Regions from separate parts of the Homo sapiens genome. Here all the other regions are linked to region 1. Evidence: chromatin contacts called from ENCODE Hi-C or POLR2A ChIA-PET data. All regions are on one chromosome and are shown on one strand. The core of a region is the stretch at or near the end of the contact, and the rest is flanking DNA. Distances in the headings are between cores, read along the strand shown.

Region 1 (4,255 bases), core at 500-2,999:
TTGGGGGGTGGTAGAACATGTAAAATCTTCTCTCAGTAATTTTCAAGTATACAATGAATTTATTAACTATAGTTGTACAATAGATCTGAACTTATTTTTCTTGTCTAACTGAAATGTTGTATCCTTTGACCAACATCTCCCCAATTTTATTTCCCCTCGCCATATATAAATTTATATATGCTAATTTTTCAGGCATTTGAGAATAAACTGCTTACACGATGCGTTCTTATCCCTAAATTTTTCAGTATTTCCTATAAACAAGGATATTATTTTTCACAGCCACAATGATCACAATTATTAGTAGTACTAGTATCTACCCACTTTAATAAAATTTCACCGACGTTTCCATTGCCTTTTACAGTAAAAGAGACAAAAATAATCTTATGATAAAAAATTGATTTTTAAAATAATTTTTTTTTCTGTTCCAGGATCCAATCGAGGATCACATGTTGCATTTAGTTATCATGACTCGTTAAATTGCATTAATTCCTTCAATTTGGAACAGTTCTTCAGCCTTTGTCTTTCATGATCCTGACATTTTTGAAGAGTGTAGGCCGTTTATTTTAACAGGATGTCCGTCAATCTGGGCTGCGTAAATGTTTTATATAATCTTTTTAAGTCTTACGTATTTCACAATTAAAAAACGAGATGCAACTCGGCGAGAAATAAAATGAACTCAGAAGCAGTAAATTTCAAGAAGGACTGTTTAGCAAGAAATCAGTAAAACAAGCCGATTTATCAAAATTCTATTTTTTAAAAAAACGACTTTTTCTTGATTCTAAAAACAAAACAGTACCAACACAGAAAACCAATTAAACATGGAAGGCCCCTCCGGTGCTAATCACCTGCACGTTCTCTCGACTCGGGAAGGCTTCCGCCAGAATCAAAAACCACGGCGCGTCATAAACTTTGCTTATTCGCAGGCGCCATTTTCTGCCTCATAGGCACCACCTCCCCTCCACTGTCGTCCCTCGGCCTCAGAGCACGCCCCTCAGCTCACGTCACCAACCTAACCTCGTTCCCAGGCTCCAGGCTCCTCCCCCCTCCCCCACGGAGGTCCCCGCTCCCTCCCTCGGACCGTTCGGCTCCATCCCGCTCTTCTGCTGACGTCACAAAGCTCGCCTCGTTCCCAGCCGCCCCGGAGCAATCGGAAACCGCTCCTCGCCCCCAAAAGTTGCATTACGCAGCGCAGGCCGCGCCCCCGCCTTATGTAGCAGAACCCACCTTCTTCCCAGGTTCCTACGCAGTTTCACTACGCAGGCCCGGCCCCACCTCCAGGACCGAAACTGGTCTCATCACAACAAACCCCATTTTGTTCTCAGGCGTCAGACTGCACCACACAGGCCCCGCCCCTTTTCCAGACGTTGCGATTCATTCAAAGGCACTTCCCCGCCCCTTTAGCCCGCTGTCCCGCCGGCCACTCCCCCGCCCCCGCACCCCGCAGCAGCTTTCCCGCGGCCCTCGGCCGCCGAATCCCCAGCGGTTGTCAATGCCCCCACCGTTCCCTCTGCCGAGGCTCCACCGCAGCCCAGCCTCACCAGCTTTCGCCGGCCCGCAGTGGACGTTCTCGCCCACTCTCGCCGTTTTCTATCTGGCGCCACTGGCTGTCCAGGCCTGGCAGCTCCTCGTGCTGTGGCTCTCTATCCTCAGTCACCGCCGCTGCCGCCGCCACAGCCGCCGCAGCAGCAGCTGGATTTGCTGCGACCGTCGCCATCGCCGTCCGTTCTCTTCTACAGCCAACGCAGCTGTGCGAGATTGGAAGACGCCCCTCAACAGCCACTTCCGGATTCTGGTCCCGGAAACGGAAGCAGAGCCCCCCAAACAGTCGCGGGGCTACTGCCATATTGGAAATGGCCCCGTGCACAGACGCGTCGAAGGGCTAGGTGGGGTAAAATCTTCAGTGGGAACCAAGAAAGACAAAAGTGCCTTGTGGGGTCCTAACGCCCTGTAGACTTAGGGCACAGGTGGCATGGAAAGTGGAGGCTGAGGTTCCCGAGGTGGGCTAGGACTCCTACCCTGGGAGCAGTGTTTTTGTTAGCCTGATCAGAATGCCCTTCATTGTACCATCAAAACCCAATGCAAAAGAGGTTTCCACCTCCAGAGACCCACCGAGGCCTGCGGGCTGTTGTTTCTCTTCCTGAACTAGATTTATTCACTAGACAAGGTGTTGAAGACAAGTTAGCCCCAGGCCCTATGTTTGTTGGAGTCATAGCAATCATAACTAAACTAGCTGTCCGCCCAGTTTAAGTGCTTTATTGGACTAAAATAGTAGCCTCAGGCAGCAGGTACTGTCCTTGTCACCCATGGGTAACAATGGGGACGCTGAGTACCAGAAACGTCCCTCAGCTAATTAGTGGTGGAGCTGCAGTTTAGACTTGAGAAATCTGGTTTCAGAGCTGTGACCTTAAACACCAGGCCAAACATTCTCCAACCGTGTGGTCCCAGTGGTCCCAGCCTGTCTACCGGTCCAAAAATCCTCTTGGGGTTTCACAAAATGAAAACTATTTTCACAATACTTTTTCACTCTCATTCTCTCAGGGGTGTACAGTGTGATTATCCAGAGGCTTCTGAATCCAGAGGCTATATGACATAAGCAAAAACTCTTTTGAATATCTTAAACTTTTAAGAACATAAAGGAATCCCGAGACCCAAAGTTTGAGAACCCTTGGACTAGGCCAGGGTCTCTCAACCTCAGCACTGTCATTTCTTTGTTGTGGGCATTGCAGGATATGTAGCAGCATCCCTGGCCTCTACCTACTAGATACCAAGTAGTACCCCTCAGGACAACCAAGTATCTCCAGACATTACCAAATGTCCTTTGGGGGAAAAATGTCTCTGGTTGAGAACCACTGCTCTAGGCTATGCTATTCTTTCCTCTGCTGGGGCTGCCAGCCCCGTTGATGATGACTTTAATTTCGAACCTCCCTTCCCCCTCACAATTTCATAATTTACCTATTTTCAGTTAATCTCTGCGGGGCAGGGATTGTGTCTTTATTACTGTGATTCCAGCCCCCAGCCCAGACCTGGCATAGATGAGGGGTCACAAACTCAGTTGTGTAAGCTCTGGGTGAGGAAAGGGAGCAGGCCTTTCACTTAAGGGTCCCCAAAGAAAGTGGCATTTGAGTTGAGTCAGACACATGGCAGATAGCTGCTCTTCAAGCCCAGTTGAATCTTGTCAGATTCTCTGAATTGATTCTCCCCATTGCCCCTCTGCAGACTCCCCCTCCCCATTTATCTGGGCAGCCAGGTAAATCCAAGAGACCTCCTTTCCCAGCCCTAGACCGTTTTTTTTTTTCCACCTTCCAGAGGCCAACCTCTGCCCACACCAGTGACCCTACCACTTCCCAGAGCAGTTGGGTGAGTTCTAGACCTTTTAAATCCAGCCTGGCAATCCTGTCCCCCTTTGCAAGGCCCTCCTTTTCCCATCCTCCCTTGCTGCCAGAAGTGGCCATGTCATCTGATTCTAGCCAAGAAATGGCACAGGAAGTCTGCTGAGGAGCTTGTGGAAGTTCCAGCCGTTAAAAGAACACAGACAGGTAAGGAAGGTGTTCTGTCTTCCCTGCTTGCTTTTCCATCTCTGGGGACATGGCAGTCATCATGGCACCATGAGGCTGCAAGCTGAAACATCACTAAAGTGCTTAGAAAGACACGGTAGAGGCTGGGCTTGGTGGCTCACACCTGTAATCACAGCACTTTGGGAAGCCGAGGTGGGTGGATCACTTGAGGTCAGGAGTTCGAGACTAACCTGGTCAATATGGTGAAACCCCATCTTTACTAAAAATAAAAAATTAGGTGGGCGTGGTTGTGCACGCCTGTAATCCCAGCTACTCAGGAGGCTGAGGCAGGAAAATCGCTTGAACCCAGGAGGCAAAGGTTGCAGTGAGCCAAGATTGTGCCGCCACATTCCAGCCTGGGCGACAGAGACTCTGTCTCAAAAAACAAACACACACAGTAGAGTGATTAGAAGTTCATGGGCCCCCACCACTGGGCTTTAGTAAACAGCCACTTAATTAGGGTTGCCATTACTTGCAGTATTTGCCTGGCCCTGCTCACCCCCTCTTCTGCTTAGAAAACAATCCTTGGCTTTGCCCAAGATGGTGGGACTGGGGCTGGAACTCACAGGACAAAGAAAATAAGTTTCAATTATCCTCATATCTGAGGGCAAACCCCAGGTTGTGTCATTGATCCCTGGCCTCTTGCAAACTCTCTCACCCATGCCCATGGTTTCTGTTACTTCCTGGACACTAATAATTGA
Region 2 (4,255 bases), core at 1,302-3,801, 1.8 Mb before region 1:
AAAATGAAATAAAATAAGTTCGGGCACGGTGGCTCATGCCTGTAATCCCAGCACTTTGGGAGGCCGAGGCAGGTGGATCGCCTGAGGTCAGGAGTTCAAGACCAGCCTGACCAATGTGGTAAAACCCTGTCTCTACTAAAAATACAAAAATTAGTCGGGCATGGTGGCAGGCGCCTGTAATCCCACCTACTTGGGAGGCTGAGGCAGGAGAATTGCTTGAACCTGGGAGGCGGAGGTTGCAGTGAGCTGAGATCGCGCCAATGCACTCCAGCCTGGGCAACAAGAGTGAAACTCCGTCTCAAAAAAACAAATAAATAAAAATTAAAAATAAAATAAACATAGGACAAGGTGGTGAATCTCACTCATAATAAGAGAAACACAAATTAAAACTACACTAAGAGAATGGATAAACAAATTGTGGTATAGTCATACTATGGATTTTGTTTTGTTTTGTTTTGTTTTTGAGACAGAGTTTTCCCCTCTATCGCTAAGGCTGGAGTGCAGTGGCACGATCTCGGCTCACTGCACCCTCCACCTCTTGGGTTCAAGCGATTCTCATGCCTCAGCCTCCTGAGTAGCTGTGATTACAGGCGTGTACCATCACTCCTAGCTTATTTTTGTATTTTTAGTACAGATGTGGTTTCACCATGCTGGCTGGGCTGGTCTTGCACTCCTGACCTCAGGTGATACACCTGCCTCGGCCTCCCAAAGTGCTGGGATTACAGGCGTGAGCCACTGAGCCCGCCCGGCCCATACTATGGAATTTTACTAGTCAATAAAAAGAAAAAAAGATACTTATACACGAAACAACTTGGATGAATCTCAAAAGGATTATGATGAGTGAAAGAAGCCAGACAGAAAAGGATACATCCTGTCTCATTCTATTTGCATGAAACTCTGCAAGAGAAATGTAATCCAGTAACAGGAAGCCAATCATTGGTTACCTGGGATAGGGGGTGGGGTTTGGGATAGGATACAAAGAAATCAATGTTCCCTATCTTGCTTGTGATGGTGGTTACAAGGTTGTATACATTAGACAAAGCTCACTAAATTGTACCCTTAAAATGGGTGCATTTATGTATATAGACAGATCAATAGCGTTATCTTTCAATAAAGTCAATTAAATCAAGAAAGAAATCAAAGAGTCCTGGCTGGCAATACTTTTCTTTTTCTTTCTTTTCTTGGAGACAGAGTCTCGCTCTATCCCCCAGGCTGGAGTGTAGTGGTGCGATCTCGGCTCACCGCAACCTCTGCCTGGCGGGTTCAAGCGATTCTCGTGCCTCAGCCTTCCGAGTAGCTGGGATTACAGGCGCCCACCACCACACCCGGCCAATTTTTGTGTTTTTAGTAGAGATGGGGTTTCACCATGTTGGCCAGGTTAGTCTCGAACTCCTGACCGCAAGTGAACAGCCCTCCTTGGCCTCCCAAAGTGCTGGGATTACAGGCGTGAGCCACCGCGCCCGGCCCTGCTGGAAATATTTTTCCACAGCAGGGAAATCATTAAATTCTACGAAAATAAGAAGGCTGGGCGCGGTGGCTCACGCCTTAATCCCAGCACTCTGGGAGGCCGAGGCGGGCGGACTACCTGAGGTCGGGAGTTCGAGACCGGCCTGACCAATATGGAGAAACCCCGTCTCTACTAAAAAAAAAAAAAAAAATTACCCGGACGAGGTGGCGGGCGCCTGTAATCCCAGCTACTCGGGAGGCTGAGGCAGGAGAATCGCTTGAACTCGCCAAGCGGAGGTTGCTGTGATCGGATATCGTGCCACTGCACTCCAGCCTGGGCAACAAAAGTGAAACTCCGTCTCAAAAAAGAAAAACAACAACAACAACAACAACAAAAACAGAAAGAAAAAAGAAAATAAGAAAAAAACTACACTGAGATACCATTTCTTACTCTCAGATCGGTGAGGGTTATAGTGAATTCTAATACTTGAATGAGCCTGGTGTTTCACCACCCTGGTTTGTTTTTTGTTTTTGTTTTGTTTTAATGTAGCTTTTTCGTTTGATTCACTGTCACTCTTTCCACTCTGCTATTTTTATTGGTGGCTAAGTCCTTTACCTAACGTGACATGCAGTATCATGATAACAAAATAAGTGTCAAACCTTAAAAAAAAAAAAAAAAAAAAAGGCCAAAGGCTTTACAAGAGGTGGGATTCCCCTTTGGGGTCTCCCGGAGGAGGGGCGGGAACAAGACCAGAGCGAAGCTTCCGCTTTCATTTCTATGGTTATTAAGTTACCCATTCTCATTAAAGGAATACCGCGGAAGGGTGATTTTCTGTCGGCAAAGACTTCCCTAGCGACGAGTCCACCCATGAAACGGGGATGTAATAATGTCGTATCACAATGGGTGGCCTAGAAGAGTCCAAAAGCCAATCAGATGACTTACATTCGGGTAGAACGTTGTATTACAGTTCACCTGACTCGTCGGTTTCGTTCTCTTCTCTGCGTCTCCAAAATGCTGCCCTTCGGAATTAGGTTCTACCCCCTCCATTCCTGGCCAGTGGTTTGGTCCGACCTTAATACTGCCAGGAGGCGCGAGCTGCGTCTGCGCAGAAAGCTGGCGGGGGGGTGGGGGGAGGAACATGGCGCAAGCTCTGTCTGAGGAGGAGTTTCAGCGGATGCAGGTGCCGCTCGCGGTGGGAAAGACCACCCGGCTAGGCGACCGGGGGCGGGGTAGCGAGAGGTCGTGCTATCAGCTCTGAGAAGGGGTTGGTTGGGATGGACCCTGAGTTTATGGGGTGGGTCTGGAGAAGGGAAACTGAGGCTCGGAGTGGTGAGACTATTGGATTCCGAGATACTCTGCGGCTTTGAAGGTTGGACTCTGTTAGCATTGTGGGCTGGGAGAGCGCCATTAAGTAGGCGGTACCTTACTCAGACCTGGAGGGGACGAGACTTTTGGGCCCGTGCAGGGGACACCGTCGGCGGGTGATGATAATGGGCTTTGAGGGAAGGAGATCCTGAGAAGGCGAAACCATTTTGTCTGGAGAGGAAGGAAGCGGGTGTTGGGTCGTTTGCGTCATGGTGGTGGGAGCCCTTGAGAGGGCAGAACCATTAGCGGGTGGGAGGTGGTAAGTTTTGGGGGAGATACCACTGTGCCCGGGGATTGGGGAAAGACCCCAGATGTTGTCATTGTTCCTGGGAGGTGGAGATCCTGTGCCATTGGTGGTTGGTAGTGCATCCTAAGAGGGGGCGGCACCATTGGATGATTAAGGGTGATCCCATTAGGCCTGGGGTGAAGAAGGCCATGAATGGGTAATACCATTAATCCCATTAACTGGGGGGAGGACCAGAGGGGTAAAAGATTGATACCTTGGACTACAAGGAGGGAAGATCACTGGGCTTTGGGGAGGTACCCCCACTTGATTCTTTTGGGGGGACTCTGAGATGCAATGAAAGGCCATAGCATTGCACTATGAATGGGCCCTTGTTGAGAGGGTTCCTCACTGGGGGGGGGGTCTGAACAGGGTCCTGCATGGGGAGGGGAGGAACTCTGAGGGAGGACAGGTAATCCAATTGGTCCTTGAATGAGGGAAACCAGCTGTCCCTGTGTGAGGGACACTGAGAATGGAAGGGCGAGTTGATTAACCCATGAATGGGGAAGACCACTGTCATCTGAAAGGGATTCTAAGTGAGTAAGAGTCATCCAACTGGCCTACCCAAGGCCTTGTAGAGGCCTACCCTGAAGGGTGTAGGGCCATTCCCAATGGATCATGACTGGGGAGATCTTGAGGGGAGTGGGAATACCCTTGAATGAGGAACATTGATCCCACTGGGCCATGAATGAGGGAGAACTACTGGGCTTTGTTGGGGGGCAAGTCTCGGGGGGTACAAAGGATATTCCACTTGGACCAGTACTTGGAGAGACAGATCACTGGGTCCTGGAGAGGACAGGAGTAGGAAAGATTCTGTGAAGGCCAAGCCCTCTGACCTTGAGCAGACTACCAGAGAACAGTGAGTGGAGGCTGGTGGCGTGGGAGGGAGGGAAAAGTCCTGGTAGGGGAAGGAACAGTAAGTTCCTTAATGGGAAGGAACCGGCCTTGCTGGGTAGAACCAGCCTCAGGGTCCTATAGGGCTGGTAGGGAGGAGGATGCTTAATTCTTTTTCTTTTTCTTTTTTTTTGAGACAGAGTCTTTCTCTGTCACCCAGGCTATAGTGTGCAGTGGCACGATCTCAGCTCACTGCAACCTCCACCTCCCGGGTTCAAGTGATTCTCCTATCTCAGCTTCCCTAGTAGCTGGGATTACAGGTGCGT
Region 3 (3,783 bases), core at 1,284-3,783, 1.2 Mb before region 1:
CTGGTAGCCCTGTGTTGGTCCATGTTGGAAGGCCAGTAGAGGCAGGCCCTGGGAGGGAAGGGGAGCAATCAGAGCAGGAGGCTGTGGCAGGGAGGCGGCGAATGGATGCAGAGGGGAGGGGGGTTGTCTTTTTTTTTTTTTTTTAAATCCAAATAAAGTATGCTAGTTATTTGGACGGGACACTTCAGACTTGAAATATGGATACCTGCATCCCCCCCACCCCCCGACCTTTAGCCATCTGGGTCAAAGCCTCTAGTGACAGGTGTCTCTTTCCCTGGCCAGCTGGTAGCACAGATGTGTAATGGCTCTGGGTGGGGGAGGGGTATGAGGGGAGAGAGAAATCAGAGTAGATAGGAAAGGAGACAGAGGCTGGAGGAGGTTGGGCAGGAGTGTGTGCGCACGTGTGTGTGAATATGCTGAGTGTATCTCACCTGCCCGTTCTCAGCCACAGCCACACGTATGTGAGCTGTGCCTGCGTCTTCCTATGTAACTTGCCTGGTGCTGCGTTCTGTCTATGGCCGCCTGCCAAACTTGTGCTTTTTTTTTTTTTTTTTTTTGAGATGGAGTCTCACTCTGTCGCTTGGGCCGGAGTGCAGTGGCGCGATCTTGGCTCACTGCAACCTCCGCCTTCCAGGTTCAAGCAATTCTCTTGCCTCAGCCTCCCGAGTAGCTGGGATTACAGGAACCCGCCACCACGCCCAGCTAATTTTTTTTGTATTTTTAGTAGAGACGGGGTTTCGCCACGTTGGCCAGGCTGGTCTCGAACTACTGACCTCATGATTCACTCACCTTGGCCTCCCAAAGTGCTGGGATTACAGGCATGAACCACTGCACCCGGCCCAACTCATACCTTTTTTTTTTTTTTTTTTTTGGCAACCGTGTGCATTGGTACTGTCTGTCGGTGCAGTTCATCTATATGTTGTTGTGTGTGTGTGTTGCTTGGGTGTTTGTCTCCTTTGTAATGGTCGTGGGTGACAAGTGTGTCAGAGTACTTGTCCCTCCTATATGTGTATCTATGCGCACGTATCTTTCTTTGTGTGTCTGCTGCTGTATTTGTGTCTCTTCTTAGCGAGTGGCTGCAGGTATGTGTGCCCTCGGGGTGTTTCTTCTGGTGCCATGGTATGAGTACTATCTGGTTCTCTTGTTTTTTCCTTGTGTAGCTTTCAGTGTGGTTTCTGGATTTTTTCTTTGCAACGATAGTAAGCGTACTCTGCATTCCTGTGCTTTGTGTTTGTGTGCAGGTATATGCTTTCCCTATATGTTTCTTTTCTGACTTGATTTGTGACTAGCTGTGTGTGTACACGGCTGTGTGCAGCCATTTGCTGAAATGCAGTTGTGTGTGTGTGTGTGTGTGAGAGAGAGAGAGAGAGGAGAGAGAGAGAGAAGGAGACTATGGCTTTTCTGTTTGTACAAAAATCATGTCAGCCTATGAGTGCCTCTCTCTGTGACTGGAGCTGTATGTGGTTACATGTGGTCACAAGTGCACATTCAAGTTCACATACACAGAGATATCATTTTAGGGCTTGAACCTGGAAGTTTGCCTCCAGGGTCATCTGAACCTGGATTCAGGTTCAGATCCAGGGCCATCTGAACCTGGATCGTGTGTGTGGGAAAGACCCAGGACCCACACACAATGTCATCAGCTGTGTGTAATTGTGTGCTCTGTGTGTGGCTGTGAATCTGTGTGTGTGATTTGCCTGTTGATTGTCTTTGGCATGGCTGTGGGTCCACGGGCGGTGAGGTTCAGGAGTCTCGAGTGTCTGGAAATCGGCACAAGCCTATCCCTGTGTTAGTCTGTGCTCTCTGTGAGCGGCTCTGAGCCTGTCGGTATTGATAGCTGTAAGACTATCGTCACTCTGTGTGGCCACGTGTGTGACTGTCCCATGAGCCATTGCTCTTAACGTGCAGTGGTGAGTCTGTGTGTGTTCATGTCTGTCAGTCTTTATTCTCTTGTGTGGCTGTGAGTCTTTGTGCACCTCTGTGAGTGATGGCGAGTTGGCCCCCGTATCTGAGCCCCTTGATGGGGCTGTGATGGGTCCTGTTGTGTAGCTGCGATTCCTGAGTGTGCAGGAGTCTCTCTCCCGCTGTGGGGAAGTAAACGCCCCATCCCTTGTCCTCCTCCAACTGTGGGTGGGGTGAGGGCATCTAGGCCAGCTTTGAAGCCCCAGCCAGCTCCTGGCCTTTCCGGGAATTCTGTGTTCCCTGTCGGGGGTGGGCAGGCGGGCGAGGGGCCCAGACAGAGGCCTCTTGTCCACCTGGGCTTCAAGCAGCCCAGTCGAGGTGGTCCCAGACCCCAAGTCCACCCTGCCTGACATCCTGTAGCGGACACGTGGCTTGCCTGGGACAGGCATGCCTGTCATATGCCTGGAGGGGAGTGAACAGACGGACTCCCATAGAAGACAGACGGACAGACAGATAGTGGGACTTCTCAGGGCTTGGACAAGCCCCACCCCACGCTTGGGGTGGGGTCCAGGACTACAGTGCCCGCCCAGTTTGCGGACAGTGTGAGTTCACAGTCCACATTCCCCACCCAGCCACAAATGCCCTCCCTGCCTCCCTCTGGGGGCCCCCAAGATCTAGGGTCCTCTCGTGCCTAGGCTGTCTGCCTGAGGTCTGCCTGGAATAGCCTGGCTACTACCCCTGCACCTGTTCCCCTGCTGTCCCCAGGCCTCTCTGCCTGAATCTGCCTCTCTCTGCCTCTTTTCTCCTGTCCCTCCAGGAGTCTCTCTGCCTCAACCACTCTCTCTGCCCCTTCATCTCTCTGAGCTGGTGTGTCTGGTCCTACCCTCTGTTTGGGGAGCTGTCTGGCTCTGTCCCCCACCTCTTGGCCAGCCTGTGTCTCCTGTCTATGACTGAGCCCAATTGCCTGTTGCCTTTCTGCAGGTGTTTCCACGAGCCTATCCCTACCCACCTGTTTGTTTCTGAGTCTGCCTGTGTGTCCCTTTCTCCCTGTCTCTGCCTGTCTTCCAAGCTCCCCTAGCATCCCCTCCTCCCGCCCATCTGTCTTTCTGTCCCTTCTGTGGTCTGTCTGTTCCTGTGCTGTTTCTCATGCCTGCTTTCTTTGTAACTTCAGTTCTCCTACTCTCTCTCTGTCTCCTCTCTGCACCTTTTTCTGCCATCCATCCCATCCTGCTGTCCGTCTGCTCTGTGAGTCCATCCCCTCTGTCTGCCTGTCACTCTCTCTAGCTGTGGGTCTACACCCTCAATCTTTCAGGCCATTTCCCCCACCATCAACACACAAACAAACCGCTGTCTCCCTCCAAGTGGGTCCAGATAGGGGGCGCCCCTTCTCCACCTCTTCCCCCGCCCAGGGCCAGAAGGAGGGAAACGAAATTAAAATTAACATTTCTTCTCAGGAAAAAAAAAAAAGTACCGCTCCAGAGCAGGAGCCTAGGCAGCCGAGAGGGTGCCCGAACCTGAGTCTGAGTTGCGGCCACTTCAGGAGCTGAGAGGAGCAGGTAGGTGAGGAGGGAGCGTGGGCTGCGGGGATGGTGTTCCTGGGGGCCTGAGATATGAGTAGGGGTCCTGGGAGGGGGCTCGGGGTTCCTTGGAGACATTTTAGCACTAGTGGGGAATGGAATGGCGTGTATGGGGAGGTCCTTTTTGTACCCTGATCCCAGGAAGTGAATTCAGGTGTGGGTGGGAGGCTCCGGAGGGTGCTGGTGGTGGGGGATGGGACTCCTTGAGACCCTCCCTGTCCCAGGAACGGGATTCAGGACTTGGGAAAAGGATTTCCTGAGCCAGTTTGAGCTCTAATGGGGACCTTGAATGGGGGTTTCTGAG

What was found. Hi-C counts contacts between places; a loop is a spot of excess contacts on that map. ChIA-PET counts read pairs that join two places held with the same protein, here RNA polymerase II (POLR2A). Pooled maps may share reads with other maps.
Region 2: a loop to region 1 is called in a map of CD8-positive, alpha-beta T cell, with 24 times the contacts of the local background. The contact joins the promoter of GRIPAP1 here to the promoter of USP11 in region 1. A Hi-C loop is called at or near these places in 1 of 168 maps with a recorded cell type or tissue (CD8-positive, alpha-beta T cell), 1 of 37 single-sample maps with no recorded cell type and 7 of 50 pooled maps.
Region 3: a loop to region 1 is called in a pooled map, with 6 times the contacts of the local background. The contact joins the promoter of SLC38A5 here to the promoter of USP11 in region 1. A Hi-C loop is called at or near these places in 1 of 168 maps with a recorded cell type or tissue (ascending aorta) and 12 of 50 pooled maps. POLR2A ChIA-PET finds 5 or more read pairs at or near these places in 1 of 52 experiments (GM10248).

The regions. Positions count from the first base shown.
Region 1 is chrX:47,230,503-47,234,757 of GRCh38, reverse strand. USP11 (ubiquitin specific peptidase 11) reads right to left here and starts at 1,749. Exons shown (of 21, transcript NM_001371072.1): 1 at 1,539-1,749. The coding sequence starts at 1,714. RefSeq lists enhancers at 811-1,394, 1,820-1,869 and a cis regulatory region at 872-2,094.
Region 2 is chrX:49,000,560-49,004,814 of GRCh38, reverse strand. It overlaps GRIPAP1 (GRIP1 associated protein 1), which reads left to right and starts at 2,551. Exons shown (of 26, transcript NM_020137.5): 1 at 2,551-2,627. The coding sequence starts at 2,586. RefSeq lists a cis regulatory region at 660-1,160 and an enhancer at 2,433-2,542.
Region 3 is chrX:48,469,010-48,472,792 of GRCh38, reverse strand. SLC38A5 (solute carrier family 38 member 5) reads left to right here and starts at 2,533. Exons shown (of 17, transcript NM_033518.4): 1 at 2,533-2,611; 2 at 3,357-3,458.